Linked DNA regions of Homo sapiens: region 2 is linked to region 1. Evidence: chromatin loops called from intact Hi-C (ENCODE). Cell type or tissue: gastrocnemius medialis. All regions are shown on one strand. Links, peaks and the distances in the headings refer to the core of each region. The heading gives the core; the rest is flanking DNA.

Region 1 (8,319 bases), core at 2,236-7,235:
TAGGGAATCCTTTCCCCATTGCTTGTTTTTGTCAGGTTTGTCAAAGATCAGACAGTTGTAGATGTGTGGTATTATTTCTGAGGGCTCTGTTCTGTTCCATTGGTCTGTATCTCTGTTTTGGTACCAGTACCATGCTGTTTTGGTTACTGTAGCCTTGTAGTATAGTTTGAAGTCAGGTAGTGTGATGCCTCCAGCTTTGTTCTTTTGGCTTAGGATTGTCTTGGCTATACAGCCTCTTTTTTGGTTCCATATGAACTTTAAAGTAGTCTTTTCCAATTCTGTGAAGAAAGTCATTGGTAGCTTGATGGGGATGGCATTGAATCTATAAATTACCTTGGGCAGTATGGCCATTTTCACAATATTGACTCTTCCTATCCATGAGCATGGAATGTTCTTCCATTTGTTTGTGTCCTCTTTTATTTCGTTGAGAAGTGGTTTGTAGTTCTCCTTGAAGAGGTCCTTCACATCCCTTGTAAGTTGGATTCCTAGGTATTTTATTCTCTTTGAAGCAATTGTGAATGGGAGTTCACTCATGATTTGGCTCTCTGTTTGTCTGTTATTGGTGTATAGGAATGCTTGTGATTTTTGCACATTGATTTTGTATCCTGAGACTTTGCTGAAGTTGCTTATCAGCTTAAGGAGATTTTGGGCTGAGACAACGGGGGTTTTTAAATATACAGTCATGTCACCTGCAAACAGGGAGAATTTGACTTCCTCTTTTCCTAATTGAATACCCTTTATTTCTTTCTCTTGCCTGATTGCCCTGGCCAGAACTTCCAACACTATGTTGAATAGGAGTAGTGAGAAAGGGCATCCCTGTCTTCTACCAGTTTTCAAAGGGAATGCTTCCAGTTTTTGCCCATTCAGTATGATATTGGCTGTGGGTTTGTCATAAGTAGCTCTTATTATTTTGAGATATGTCCCATCAATACCTAGTTTATTGAAAGTTTTTAGCATGAAGGCTGTTTAATCTTGTCGAAGGCCTTTTCTGCATCTATTGAGATAATCATGTGGTTTTTGTCTTTGGTTCTGTTTATATGATGGATTATGTTTATTGATTTGCGTAAGTTGAACCAGCCTTGCATCCCAGGGATGAAGCCAACTTGATTTTGGTGGATAAGCCTTTTGATGTGCTGCTGGATTCAGTTTGCCAGAATTTTACTGAGAATTTTTGCATCAATGTTCATCAGGGATATTGGTCTAAAATTCTCTTTTTTTGTTGTGTGTCTGCCTGCTCTGACATTTTCTATGCTAGCAGCCTAAGAGCCTGACCATGAACTTATTGACCTGCTATGAAACTCCCTTCTGCGAATTTTTGTTTTTACAGTATTACTTTTCAATAACTACAAGGTCTTAGAAAAAACAAATTTCATAAATGTTTCACTTACTCTACAGAGCAATACTTCTTTTCATTTGTTTAAAATTCTTTTATCTTTTGGGCCAGGTGCAGTGGCCCATGCCTGTAATCCCAGCATTTTAAGAGGCCAATGTGGGAGGATCACTTGAGGCCAGGTGTTTGAGACCAGCAGAAAACACAGCAAGACCCCATTTCTAAAAAAAAATAAAAACAGAAAAATTAGCTGGGCATGGTGGTGTGCACTTGTAGTCCCAGCTACTCAGGAGGATGAGGTGGGAGGATTGCTTGAGTCAGGGACTTCAAGGCTGCAGTGAGCTATGTTTGTGCCACTGTACTCCAGCCTGGGCAACAGAGAAAGACCCTGTCTCTAAATAAATAAATAAATAAATAAATAAAATAGATTTATTTTTGAATATTCAAGAAATAACTGTTCACATTCAGACAGTCTCACATTAGTCTTACAGTTGTTGCCCCCTCTTTGTTTTCATCTTTAGAGACAGACAATTCATCAATTCCTTTGCCCTGATTTCCTACTCAGCCTTGCATGTACACAGGATGGAAGATTCTGGCAATTATGAGCCTTCTTTTCCTTAAATTCCCATAGGGAATGATAAGCATCAAAGTTAATCATGTTGGAATAAAAGAACAGCCACACAGATATTCAATAATTCGTCCCCCTGAGGAACTTCTCCCTCTAACCAGTCTAAAATCCTCCTATGCCACTTAAGATCATTTTTGCTTTTTCAGTCTGAGTGTTTCAGAGGCAGTTTGTTGCAGAAATGGGAACTCCTCTGGCTGCCGGGCTGGTCAGTGAGGTCTCTTTTCTAAAGCTATGCATTCAGAATATGGTCAACAAAGGAATCTGTCTGCATCAAGAAGTTGCTGCTGTTGTTCCTGTTTTCACATGAGTCTTATTTTCAAATTCCTGAGGGCTCACAGAAGAGTGGGAACATCTTGTGGCTACCCTTTCCCCGAAGGCCGACTACGCAGTGGCCAGACACCAACCCCCGCCCATGGTCACATTCCAGACAGGCATTTCTAAGACAGCACCATGATTAAAAGGAAACTACTCCATCATTAAGACTCCAGACCTAATATCAGCCCGACCATTTTTCATGGAAATTATTTCTGCAACCAAATTCTATTGGAAGGCGGTTTTCACTTTACTTTTTAGTCTTCCTTTCTCCTGGTCTTCTCTATTTTCACTGAAGAGAGAGTAAAGGAGAAGTGGCATAAATTCCACTGAAAAGAATTTCAGCTGGGCTCTGGATGAGAGGAAAGGGCAGGGAACCCATCACTCTGTGGAAGTACAGATTTAGACACGATAGGTTGTTGGAACCTGGCGTTGGGATAAGTCAGTGCTGCTGAACCCATCAATTTCTTTCTTTACCTTTCTTCTTTGTAAATTTCTAGGCTCTAAGCCTCAGAAAGGACTTGTGTGTTGCTGTCACTTGGCTCTGTCTGAATGTCAAAATGCTTCTCCCAAATGAGAAGTAGACACCTTGCATCCCAGGACAGCACCCGAGGGAGACCATTACACAGACACCAGTGATGTCTAAGACGGGTCCAAAACACAGCTACTGTTCCCCACACTTTCTCTTGCATGTCTTTTAACACCATTTGCGAAATGCACCATGCTCAGCCTTCCTGCATTTCTCCCAGCCCCCAAATACACTGAAGCAATAGAAATGAGGACTTATTCAAGTGGAGAAACTAAGAGGCAGGCAGGTTTATCTCCAGGCACAGGCAGACTGAAGTGAGGGAAGGCTTCCTCTCCTCTCAGGAGCCGGAGTGGTGTGAGGATTCCATCTTGTCCTGGCTCCACCCTCAAGTTGCCTAGCCCTCCCCTTTCTGTGCTGCCTGAGCTGGGGAAGGACTCCAGTGACAAACTGTGGCACCACGTGCCAGTGTACAGGCCGGGAACTGGGCTTTCCTCACTCTCCTTACTCCAGGCCCCGTGGCTGGGGGCTGGCAGTAACAGTGTCTGATGCTCCTGGGGTTACATGAGGGGCCAGCACTGGGGTGAGGTCAACAAGACGCATACCTCCAGTGCAAAATTTAAGGGTCTCCCAAAAGCTCAGTGATCATGATAAATAATGTCTTTGTGCAATACTTTTAAAAAGCAGGTGGGTGTGGTGGCTCACGCCAGTAATCCCAGCACTTTAGGAGGCCAAGGCAGGCGGATCACGAGGTCAGGAGATCGAGACCATCCTGGCTAACATGGTGAAACCTGGTCTCTACTAAAAATACTAAAAAATTAGCCAGGCATGGTGGCAGGCACCTGCGTCCCAGCTACTCAGGAGGCTGAGGCAGGAGAATGGCGTGAACCCGGGAGACAGAGATTGCGGTGAGCCGAGATCGTTCCACTGCACTCCAGCCTGGGCGACACTGAGCCAGCTGGGTTGATGTTGCCCTTGACAGCCTCTTTGTCCAAATCCATGGAATGTACAACAGCAAGAGTGAACCCCAGTGTAAACTATGGACTCTGGGTGATATCAATGTGTCGGTCTCATTTCATTGATCGTAACAAACGTACCACTCTAGTAGGGTATGCTGATCATGGGGGAGGCTGTTCATGCGTGGAGGCCAAGGGTGTATGGGAACTGTCTGTACTTTCTGCTCGATCTTGTTACAAACCTAAAAAATTGCTCCTAAAAAATAAAATGATAAAAAAAATTCATGATAAACCATCAAAATTTTAAATAAAGGCAAGATCAACAGGGCTTCATGAGAGAACTTAAAACTCTATGGATTGAGATAAAGTGACAACATACAGATGCCAAAAGACACCCAGGGCTTCCAGATGGCATCAACAGCGGGTTTCCAGGGGGGTTACAGCTCAAAGTATCCAGTCGGCATATCTGAGGCCCCATGGAGTTGCAGCTGTGCTTCTGGGCCACCCAGGTGCTGGTAGACACCCTGCTCATGGCCGGGGCTCTCTGGGGAGCACTGTTTATCCCAGGAACCCGTGCGTCTGTGTGTTAAATAAGGCCAGGCAGGCGGGGAGTTTCCCAAAGACTAAGCTGAGCAAGGCCCCTGGGAGGGAGACTGCATTTGCACTTGCTGTGAGTCACATTTTCCTTTTTATTTCCCGTCCAGGCTCAACTGGATTACGCCATAAGGGCCAGGTGCGGCTGGGGGGACATTCCCCAATCGGCCACAAAGAGGCGGTCAAGGGCAACATCAACCCAGCTGGCCCAGTGCCAGCCTCATTTTCTGGAACCAGAGCTTCCCTTGGCTTTGGCAAGAAACTTCTCATTTCTCTCCTCTCCTCTTACTGTGTTCCTTTGTTTCTATCCAGGAGTAGTGAAAAATGGCAGGCCAAAAAGCCCCTCACAGGGAGGGCAGAATAAACAGGTCAGATGCATTTTTCAGCCTGCTGTGACAGCACACCGGCACTCTACAGCAAAGGATGCTGAGTAAAATGGAGCAATTTGCAGAAGCGTGGCCACCCCGTGCGAAAACACCCGCCACCCTCAGCCATTCCTTGGGCAAGCCGGCCCCAGCTCCTGCAGCCTCTCTGCCCCAAGGCTTGGTTCCTGAACCCAGCAAGTCTCAACCTGCACTGCCAACCGTTCTTGGCTGCAGAGGAAATTCCTTCCTTTAAGACAAAAGATCCATTATCCGACAGAGTCAAAGTTCCCCCAGGTATGGGGGAAGGCGGACAGGCATTTATTCTTATCTTCGTTTTGGTTTGCAGAGCTGAGGTTATCTTTACAGAGACCTGAGCTCATTTCCTCCAAGCACAAAGGAGAAATCCCATTCCTTGCCTGGCTCCTAAGTGTGAGTGGAGTTAAGAAAGCACAAGTTTCAGGCCAGACATGCTGGCTCATGCCTATAATCCCAGCATTTTGTGAGGTTAAGGTGGGAGGATTACTTGAGTCCAGGAATTCCAGACCAGCCTGGGCAACATAGTGAGACCCCATCTCTACAAAAAATAAAAAATTAGCCAGGCGCCTGGGTGCGTGCCTGTAGTCCCATCTACTCTGAAGGCTGAGATGGGAGGATCCCTTGAACGTGGGAAGTCGAGGCTGTAGTGAATCATGATCATGCCATTGCACTCCAGCCTGGGTGACAGAGCAAAACTCTGTCTCAAGAAAAAAAAAAAAAAAAAAGAAAAGAAAAACCACAAATTTCTTGAATCCACACAGAAAGCCCCAGCCTGGTGACGGTGTGGAAGCCTGTGTCATCTTGACACTGTCTTGGCCCATGATGCTCCTTGGGTGTGTCCCTCCCCTGTGTGTCCTTGTCCCTTCATTTGTAAGATCATGTTAATGGGAACTGGAGCCCTGGACTTCCCACTGCTGCCACTTAATTAAGTGTGTGAGCTCAAACAAGCAAACACACACATAAACAAAAAGCACATTTTCTGTGGTCTTCTCTCATTTATACAATGAGGATCCTAGATTACTAACCTAAGATCAAATTTTAATTTGATCTTAATTTGATCAAAATTTAATTTGACACAAAATTTAATGTTAAATATTAATATTGATAATACAAATAATAACAAAGTTGTAGGGTTTTTTTTTAGGACAGCTAGGACAATGTCTGAATTCAGTCTGCTTGGGTCATTATCTGCAGCAAAGGAACTAAAATCAGGGTACCTTCTCTCACATCAATCTTTTTCTTTCTTCTCCCAGCAAGGCATTTGCTCAGTTTTACATGGCAGAGTTCAGCTGTCTTTTGCACGTGCTAGACTCTGAAGGCTTTTGCATGTTGACTCTTTTCCTGTCCCCTCTTATCCCCAAGCCCATCTGTTTGCAAACACAAGTACCCAAATCAGAACCTTAACATGGCAATGAAGCATAAGAAACATCTGCCCCCTTGACAGAGAGGTCTAAATCCTCACGACTTGTCCATTTTGTTAAAGCGCCAAAAAAAGCAATTAAAAAAGCAAAGCAAGATAGAAAGTAAACTTCCAATACAAAAAAAAAAAAAAGGAAATGATACGTGGTAAAATCATAAAAAGAATCCTTCTGCCTTTCAGAAAAGCTGTGCCCTACACACACCAAGCCCCTCTATCCTTTCACGTGGTAGTGGGAACAGCCTCGTGTTTATGGTTCTTATGAACAGTCATGCAGATGTTAGCCACATTGTCCCTTTTTGTCATCTCCTCCACTGGACTACCAGACAGGTGCAGCAGGGCTGGTGGAAACCCACACCACTGGGTACAAATGCCAACTGTCCTGGCCTCTGGGACTGGAGAGGAGGGTTGCAAGGTGAGAAGAGGATCATTCTACGGTCAGTTCCTCACAATTTCCTATAGAGCACTGGTCCCTAATTTTTTTTGGCACCAGGGACTGGTTTCATGAAAGACAGTTTTTCCATGGATGGCAGATGGTTTCGGAATGAAACTGCTCCATCTCGGATCATCAGGCATTAGTTAGATTCTCATAAGGAGCATGCAACCTAGATCCCTCACTCATGCAGTTCATAATAGGGTTCAGCTCCTATGAGAAGCGGATGCCACAGCTGATCTGACAGGAGGCGGAGCTCAGGCGGTAATGCTTGCTCATCCTCTGCTCACCTCTTGCTGTGTGGTCTGTTTCCTAACAGGCCACAGACTGGTACTGGTCCATGGCCTGGGGACTGGGGACTCCTGCTGTATAGTAGCAGGAACATAGGTAAAATACTACTAGCCTCTTGGCTTGAATTGCTAATCCCAACCACTTCTGAAAGTGCCCAGCCTCAAAATCAGCTTGCACTTGACCTGATTACCCAGCAGGCAAATCCTCAATGCTTGATATTAAACCAATGAAGTTTCCCAGTACTAGAGTATTTGCAAATCAAGATCAAATTAATGTTGAATGAAAGAGTATAGGTTCAGTAGTATAACAACAAACGCATTCAGTAAGAAAGGGGCATCAGAAACTGCCTTCTAAAGCTTACCCAGAGATCTTTCTTTCGTCTGGTTGGTTGACCTCACCACAGGAAGGCTCGCACGAGTCCGGCTGCCTCTGGAAAAAGGGGTTGGAGCATCCCCCTCAGACATGGCTTCCAAAGAATCAGCGGACGTCTCTGATAAATGCTCGACCGGGTCACCCAGACTGGGTGGTTGAGGACTGTGAGACAGTTTGGGGCTCCTTGTCTGCAAAAGGCATTTTAAAGAAAGTGGGAAAATAGACTATTATTAATCGTGTGGAAAATATGTCCAATGCCATTTCTATTAATCTGGAAAAATAATATGGCAAGGGGTAACAGTCCATCACAAGGGTTAGATAGGGAAAACTAAAGACCCAGTGGGTCAAAGTATCAGTTGTGAAAATTACCGGAAAATAACATTGCCCTTAAGTGTTCCATTGTATTTATTTATTTATTTATTTATTTATTTATTTATTTATTGCCAGAGTGCAGTGGTGTGAGATCGGCTCACTACAACCTCCACCTCCGGTTTTCAAGCAATTCTTGTGCCTCAGCCTCCTGAATAACTGGGACTACAGGTGTGCCCCAACATGCCTGGCTAGTTTTTGTGTTTTTTAGCAGAGATGGGGTTTCACCATGATGGCCAGGCTTTGAGTACTTTGAGTACTCTTGAACTCCTGACCTCAGGTGATCCGCCTGCCTCGGCCTCCCAAAGTGCTAGGATTATAGGCGTGACCCGCTGCACCTGGTCTCCATTAAGATTTTTATTGTTTGACTTATGTGGTGCATTTTGAACAGGGAGTTGAGGACAAGCCACATTATAAGAAAGTGACAGCAAAACAATTCCTTTTGCCCGACAAATTCTAACAGTGCTTTCACAACAGATGGGACTGTATACTCTTCTACGCACCCTAGATGGATGAGCTACTAATACCAGAGTAAATTGAACACAACTGGTCCTTCAGAGTCTCATACCAAGACTGTTTCCACAATCAGTAAACTCACATTGCAAGGGAGATTTTTATTTTATTTTATTTTTTCTGAGATGGCGTTTCATTCTTGTTGCTCAGACTGGAGTGCAGTGGTGCCATCTTGGC
Region 2 (8,319 bases), core at 1,896-6,895, 170 kb after region 1:
AATATGAAAAATCGTACTTTAGAAATAAAGATGTTCATTGGGCATGGCGACTCCTGCCTGTAACCCCAGCACTTTGGGAGGCTAAGGCGGGAGGATCGCTTAAGCCCAAGAGTTCGAGACCAGCCTGGGTAACATAGTAGACCCCTATCTCTACAAAAAATTAAAATTAGCCAGGCGTAGTGGTGCACGCCTGTGGTCCCAGCTTCTCGGGAGGCTGAGGCAAGACAACTGCTTGAGTCCAAGAGGTCAAGGCTGCAGTGAGCTATGATCGTGCCACTGCATTCAAGCCTGGGTAGGTGACAGTTGTGAGACCCTGTCTCAAAACACAAAAACAAGAAAACCCTCAAGAACACTTGGTTAGGCTACTTGTGTGCAGGCAATAGGGTTATTCCTTATCCTTGTCTGTAATTATAGAAAGAGTTAACTCCAGTGATTCTGATTATTTCTGTATTTTTAATAACAGTTGCATTCTGGTAACAGGATTCTTATATAAGCTCAGTCGGGTTTCTGAAACATTTGCTTCATCACCAAGAACAAAAATAGCTATCACCCTGTACGTAAGTAATCATTGACACATGTGAACCATTTGAAAATTTTATTTTCTCATATTGGCATAAACCAAGCAAGCATAAGAATACCATCAGAAGTAACAATCGAGGGCCAGGCGCCGTGGCTCATGCCTGTAATCCCAGCACTTTGGGAGGCCGAGGCGGGTGAATCACGAGGTCAGGAGATCGAGACCATCCTGGCTAACACAGTGAAACCCCGTTTCTACTGAAAATACAAAAAAATTAGCTGGGCATGGTGGTGGGCACCTGTAGTCCCAGCTACTCGGGAGGCTGAGGCAGGAGAATGGCGTGAACCTGGGAGGCGGAGCTTGCAGTGAGCCGAGATCACGCCACTGCACTCCAGCCTGGGAGACAGAGCAAGACTCCGTCTCAAAAGAAAAAAAAAAAAAGTAACAATCGAGGAGTTATAAAGTAAAGGCTTAGACAAATTTTACTTGAGGTGGACTTTACCTAAAACACAGTGAAAAGGAAGAGCAATGGTACATCCTGATAGCCTGGACCTAAGACATCCTGCCTTCTGAGCTGGCTTTGAAGGGACAAGTTGGTTTCTGCTAAGAACAGATCAACCAAGTCATATGATGTCAATGCTGAGAGTGGGGAGCATGTAAAGGGAATCTCCATTCATCCTCGATGGTTGGGAGATGGGGTGTCAGGTATGAATATTCCAGCTAGCTCAGAAAAAAGAGTTACTTTTTTAAAAAAAACAAATAGATTAGGGAGAAAAAGTAAAACATTCAGAAGCACTTCAGGAGTTAGACAGGCTCTCTTCATGAAGTCAGGCTCTTCACGAAGAACAGTTCTTATCATAAAGTATTGCTGATATAGGCAGAATAATGTTTCCTTGTCCACTGAATTCCCTGGAAAAAGTACTAGGCTGGATCTCAGGAATCTTGGCTTTAATCCGACATTTAGAACAAATGATGTGACCTCTCTCAGTGTCATTCTCTTCATGAATAAAATGAAGACGACTGAACTAACATTAGGTATGCAAAGAGCCTTCTACCTCTAAATCTTTTAAAACTATTCTAATTTTTTTAAAAATAAGTTTCCAATAGAAGCATATTTGCCAATTATTTATCTTTACAAGTTAAGTGCAGAAAAATACAGATTTAATATTTGGGAGTTCTGCTCAGTTGAATCCCAGATAAACAGAGAACCAATCCTTCACACTAGTTTTGCAAAGCAACAGGTGTTAAGAGTCTAGGCATAAACCAGTTTCCTGAAAGCAATGTGACCACCACTCTTTCCCTTGTCTTTGCCTAGAAAGATCTGTATATAGAACTCTAGGTATAGATGCCCGTTGGTTGGGCAGAGAAAATATTTTCATCTCAGGCTGGTTTTCCTGTTCCAGTCTTCTAACCCTTGATGTGTGTTCTGGGAATAATTCTTCTTGTTTACCCTTCAATTCTCATTACATTGCTAATTATAGCATCTCCATCAGACACTGATGGGGAAGGGAAGGAAAAGCACAGCCAAATTAGTCAATTCTTCTACTTTTCATTAGTTTCAGCAGTAAGTTTACAAGGAGAAGAAGATGGAACTATTGGTTTAAAAGATATTGGGGGCTAAACTGTCATTTCATTTATTTAGGTTGCGCTTCCAACACTTAGACTCACATCATGGCTACCTTTAAAATGATCTCTTCCTTAATAACAGAGAAATAACAGGATCTACTGAACAAAGCTAGATGCCAAAAATGCTGTCTCTCAGGTTGATAAATACCTGTGCAATCTGAAGAGGTTTAGCTTTATCTTTTGAGTGCTGTGCATGTGTTTCATATCAGCCAAAATTGTTGTATACTTGATCTAACACTCTTGCCTTTTTTTTTTTTTTTTTTTTTTTTTTTGAGACAAGGTCTTGCTCTGTCACCCAGGCTGGAATGCAGTAGCATGATCATGGCTCACTGCAGCCTTTACCTCCTGGGCATAAGCAATCTTCTTGCCTCAGCCTCCTGACTAGCTGGGACCGCAGATGTGTGCCACCACATCTGGCTATTTATTTTTATTTTTATGTATTTTATTTTATTTTTTACCTTTTTTTTTTTTTTTTTGGACACAGAGTCTCACTCCATCACTCAGGCTGGAGTGCAGTGGTGCGATCTCAGCTCACTGCAACCTCTACCTCCCGAGTTCGAGCAATTCTTGTACCTCAGCCTCCCGAGTAGCTGAGATTACAGCCGTGCGCAACCATGCCCGGCTAATTTTTGTATTTCTAATAGAGATGGGGTTTCACCATGTTGGCCAGGCTGGTCTCGAACCCCTGACCTCAAGTGATCTGCCCACCTCAGCCTCCCAAAGTGCCGGGATTACAAGTATGAGCCATCACACCCAGCAATGCTATTGACTTTTAAGTGGAATTGGAAGATTAGTTTTGACATTATTAAGAAAATATATTTTAAGTTATCCAGGACAGCTAGATGAATTAACAGGATTGAGCCTCTGGAAAGGTGATTTCTTATGCAGGCATACACACATCTGTCTACATACACACATACAGCCATACAGATAAACATCCATGCATGTCCAACGGCAATAACGGCAGAAAGTCGCATCCTGCCTTACTATGCTGCACAGGCTCATATGATCTATTCTGTTTCATCCAAAGAGCATCAAGAGAGTTCAAGACAGCCGGGACAATAAACCCTCTTTCTTCTTTGAAATGAGTTGGGAAGGGAGATGGAAGGGGAGAGTTTTGGGGGTCAGAGCCAATCTTCAGTCCACATTAATCTTTGAGCAGCCCTGACTTACTGGACTAGACTCATCAGACCCCTGTTTTTTTCCTAGCACTTTTCACCTCATGTTGCTTTTCTGTTTTTTCTCTTTCTTGTGGATTTTTCCAAAATATCTCCAGTTGCTTAACAAGGATTGATGCGATTTAGAGGAAAGGTACAAAAAGCATCAACCACTAGCAAGGCTAGAAGGCTCAATGCAGCCACTTGGCAAACATCGGATTGCCTTTGGAGCTCACTCCTTCCTTTTGTCTCAATTTCCTGCCTTGTGCCTTCCACCCAATGCCCAATGCTCTATCATCCTGTCTGCCTCCCCTCCTACCTCGAGGCACCTGCTCTCCTGTCACCAGCACTCAGAGCCACCTAACGCCACTTTCCACACAAAGGCACTTCAGCACATCTGTCACTTGAGCCTTTTCCTCGACAAGGCTCAGCTCTTGGAAGCGTCAAGCCCCACACCTGGGGGAGAAGCAACAACTCTGCCATTCCAGCCATTTAAGGAGAATGTGGTCTTTTCAGTGGAGAAAAACTAAGAATGATTACAAACTAGAGAGGGATCAGGCAGAGGACATTTAGTCACAATTCCACAGCCATGTTGTCAGAGATCTGAGCCTGGCCAACTCCTCATTATCCACATGAATAGAGAAAAGCTCAAGTGTGGATTATCCAAGTCATCAAAACAGAAATACAATTCGATTTCTTGTTTGGAATGCGCTTTGGTGTTAACATTTAAATATGGGTGTGTCTAGCTGTTCGCTATTCTGGGAATCCTTGTCAAACAAAATAATGAAGCTGTAGCATGAAGGCAAGGCTTGGGCTTGCTGAAAGGCAGTCCTGTTTCCCTTTCCTGCCCCTCCCAGCCTCTGCAGAGCCCAGGGCAACTCCTCCTGGGAGCTCACTTCAAGCAGGGCAAAGAGCAACATAGGAGCTTAAAGCCGAGCAAAATCCCTGGAACATTCCCTGGAGAAGTGAGGACAAGGCAGGCAGAAATGCTAAAGGGACACTCTTCAGGAATCCAAGGAGCTCCCAGGCTAGGATTTGGCATTCTGGAAAGAAAGCATAGAAAGTAGGGGCTGGGGCAGACACCAAACACGCAGAGGCTCATGGAAGATGGGGCCTCCTCAAGGAGAAAGCCGCACTGCAAGTCCGGCAGGCAGGCAACTGCAGGCGCTGCCAAGGCCAGCTTCTTTGCCACAACTCGGGTTACTCTGGCTGGGTCAGCTGACCTGCAGCAAGGGATTTGGGGCCTTGCACCACTCAGGCATTCCACACCTGCTCCAGAGCCAGCAACAGTGCTGATGGCTTCCCTGAGATCCTATTCCTGGGTCAAGATTAGGTAGGCCACAGACTCTTAGGGAAGGCATCCCTCACTTCTTTCTAGTGGCTTCTGGTTAGCTGTCTCCTTCTCAATTGTGCTGAGAAGCTCTCTTGTCATAGGGAGCATCATAGGGAGTTGCTGTTTGGTCTGGTTGTACAACCTCTCTGGGTGTACCGTGGCAGAGACAGCCCTATGTGTTCGACCAGAACGCTCTTCTGCTGCACACAGAGGAAGACCACATTTTCCAGCCATCTCCATCTCACTGGGTCCTTGTACTAATTCCAGTCAATGTATTGTGGGCAGAAGCCATGTGGGCCACCTTTTGTTGGGGCCCCTAGACCTCCCAAATAACCTTCCACGTTCTCTCTCTCTTTACTCTTTGGCCAGTTGAATACAAAGGATCCAGCAGAACCCTCCAACGCCGTGGGGGATGCCATAGTGACAAGGCAGGAGGAGCCTCATCGGCCACCCAGGAAATCCACCTGGCCACAGAAATCACACTGTGCTGTGTCTGAGTGAACAATTAACCTTAATCATGCAAAGCCACCAAGATTAGAGGGTGGTTACAACAATTAGCCTATCTGATTAATACACATAATCGGTTAGCAGGCCGCAGAATCCTACAGCATCCCTCAGTTTTCAAGCTCCCTTGTTTTTTTTCTTTGTTTGTTTTTAGAAACAGGGTCTTGCTCTGTCACCTAGGTTGGAATGCAGTCATGCAATCATGGCTCACTGCAGCCTCAAACTCCTGGGCTCAAGTGATCCTCCTGCCTCAGAATCTGGAGTGGCTGGGACTACAGGTGCATAGTCACCATGCATGGCTACTTTAAAAACATTTTTTTTTGTAGAGATGGGGTCTCACTATGTTGCCCAGGGTGGTCTAGAACTCCTGGCCTCAAGTGATCCTCCTGCCTCAGCATCCCAAAGTGATGGGGTTAGCTCCCTTGTTACTATCATAATATATATACAAATCAGCACAGAAATTACAGCTGAAACCAGGTCATTATATTCCTCTATAGTACCTTAAAATTTTACCAGTGATGAAGAGGATTTCTGGTATAGATCTTAGACAAAATAGAGACAGGAGCTCCTCTTCCCAGAAAAGCATTCTGTGTCAAGCACTGATTGATTCATTCATTCATTCATACAAATATTTATTGACTGCCTGCTCCCACACTGAAAGGAGTTAGGAGATACAGTGTGAAGTAGATCAAGTCAGACTTAATGCCCTCATAGAGGAGTCCACATTTGAAATAGGCCAACCACAAACAAATCATATAGACTCTAAATGTCATGTAACGGTAAGTGCTTTGAAGAATGAAACGGGATAAGGGTACAGAGACTGAGGGGGCTGTTTTAGAGGAGGCTTCTGCATATCTGATTCCCCAGGCTTGCACTCGATGGGAGGCTGCCAATCAGACAGTGGGGAAGGCAAGCAGGTGGGCTAATAGCACTTCACTTGCATAGAGGTTTCAAGACCTTAGGAACCAGAGCAAAAGCACACACGTCAGGACTGCTGTGGACAGAGTCATCCCAAGGAATGCCTATGCCCCAGGGTCACAATGTAGAGCCCATGGGCTTCAAAGAGAATATGATACAGTTAGATTCATGTTCCACCAATAATTGTTGAGTGCCTACTCCGCAAAGCACACTATGCGCTACACTTCCCCATTGTTATTTACCTGGTAGCCGGGCTATTCAGCCATGGAAGCTTCATTGATTAGAGCTATTCTTAGGGTGATCATATACCCCAGTTTGCCAAAACAGCTCTGGGTTACAACTGTTGTCCCAGTAAAATTATTTGAGTGTTCCCTTTCACTTTCAAAAGGATCTCATTTGGACAGTAAGTTACATGATCACCCTAGGGATCCTTATCTATAGCAGGATAATAAACTCAAAGTCCCAAAGTGGTAAAATTAGCCTTTCATTCAACAAATGATTATTGAGTGCCTTCTACAGTGCCCAGTGAGTGCTCTGTTAGGTTGCCCAGTGCTCTGTTAGGTGCTGGAAATGCAAACGTGAATAAATAAAACATGGTCCTTGCTGTGGAATATCACATTGTCATTGGGTAAAACAGATACACAGGCAGACACAAGAGAGAATGCAATGATAGAAATGAACGTTATGGGTGATGTTAGCATCAGAGATGTTGCTCTCCCTTGCGGCACTCGTGCTCACCGGGAGAACTAAAAATGAAGCCATGCTTCTCTACAGCATCATATTCACCCAGAACTGAACAGGATTTTAAAAATCTAATTTGGATTTTTATTCCACTTTTGCTATTTTTTCCAGCCCTTCCTTCCAATCTCCCTGACCTCTAGATGCTGGACTGCCTCGGGGGGCATCCTTTGGACTTTTTCTTCTGCACACAGATTCAATCTTAGGGGATCTCTCAGTTCTCAGTCTTCCTTCAGCTCTAGTGATTAATATCCAAATTGTAGTCAACATCTCCACTTGGATACCTGATAAACTTCTCAATCCTAATCTATCAAAAGATTGCTCCTCAGAACCTCAAACCATAAACACCCTCTCATCTGTTCTTCGTAAATACTCCCCAACTTAGGCAAATGGCAACTCCGTTCTCCCAGCAGCTTACACCAAAATTTTGGAAGTTGTCTCTGACTCCTCTTTTTCTCTTACATCCCAAGTTGAATCCTTTAGCAATTGCTTTTGTCTTGTCTTGTTTGTCTTTTCTTTTTTCCTCTCCTCTCCTCCCCTCCTCTCTCTTCTTTTTTTTTCTTTTTTCTTTTTCCTTCCTTCTCTTTCTCTCTGTCTTTCTCTCTCTCTTTCTTTCAGAATCTTACACTGTTACCCAGGCTAGAGTGCAGTGGTGTAATCATGGCTAACTGCAGTCTCAACCTCCTGGCTGAAGTGATCCTCCTGCCTCAGCCTCCCAAGTAGCTGGGACTACAGGGCACTATGCCTAGCTAAATTTTTTTTTCTAGAGATGGGGTCTCACTATGCTGCCCAGGCTACAGGAAATGCTTTGGGCATTACCTTCAATATACACCTAGAATCTGCTGGCTTATCACCGCCTGCTAATCACCGCCTGGTCCAAGCTAGCCCTGGTTCTTGCCTCCTTGACTGCAGAAGCTTCCTAAAGGCCTCCCTGCCCTTCCCTCAACCCTACTTGGATTGTGCTCAATACAGCACCCAGTATTACCCCATTTAAAAAGACAAATCCCTTTGTAACTCACCTGGGCAACATAGCAAGACCCCTTCTCTAAAATAAAATAAAATACAATACAATACAATACAATACAATACAATACAATACAATACAATACAATACAATACAACCATGCATGGTGGCATGTCCCAGTAGTCCCAGCTATTTGGAAGCTAAGGCCAGAGGATTGCTTGAGCCCAAGAGTTCAAGGCTGCAGTGAGCTATGATCACACCACTGCACTCCAGTCTGGGTGACAAATGAGACCCTCTCTAAAAAAAAAAAAAAAAAAAAAAAAAAAAAGTAGTCCCACCTGCCAGGAGATTCCCACCTCTTTCAAAATAAAAGCTCTAGTCCTTACAATGGTTTCATGGGCCCTAGGTGATCTGGCCTGGGATTACCTCTCAATCTCTTTTCCTCCCATCCTTCTCCCATGTTCTTGCTGTTCTTTGAAAACATTACATCCCTGCTGTTACCTCTCCTGTCTTTGTTCAAATATCACTTCAGCGAAGCTCTTTCTAATAATCCTATTTACAG

Evidence for each region. A loop is a pair of places that touch in the nucleus more often than their neighbours do. Peaks named below come from ENCODE experiments on the same cell type or tissue, not always from the same donor. Only the 100,000 strongest peaks of a DNase experiment are listed, where the experiment ranks them.
Region 2: it touches region 1 in a loop (3.0-fold over the local background); 7 of 110 quality-filtered maps call a loop at or near these places.

Annotation. Positions count from the first base shown.
Region 1 is chr10:24,379,998-24,388,316 of GRCh38, reverse strand. It overlaps KIAA1217, which reads right to left. Exons shown (of 21, transcript NM_019590.5): 3 at 7,250-7,448. Among named protein-coding and RNA genes, the nearest start is that of MIR603, 110 kb to the right of the region's middle. RefSeq lists enhancers at 4,583-4,742, 4,893-4,972, 4,070-5,269 and a silencer at 7,178-7,374. In gastrocnemius medialis, for the core only: a CTCF peak has its summit at 4,504; DNase peaks (open chromatin) are centred at 3,236, 4,416, 5,550 and 6,526; H3K4me3 peaks cover 538 bases; H3K27ac peaks cover 5,000 bases.
Region 2 is chr10:24,211,128-24,219,446 of GRCh38, reverse strand. All of the region lies in intron 1 of KIAA1217, which reads right to left. Among named protein-coding and RNA genes, the nearest start is that of KIAA1217, 6.1 kb to the right of the region's middle. RefSeq lists an enhancer at 4,450-5,038. In gastrocnemius medialis, for the core only: no CTCF peak of the experiment used is centred there; DNase peaks (open chromatin) are centred at 2,507, 3,656 and 4,506; H3K4me3 peaks cover 1,930 bases; H3K27ac peaks cover 5,000 bases.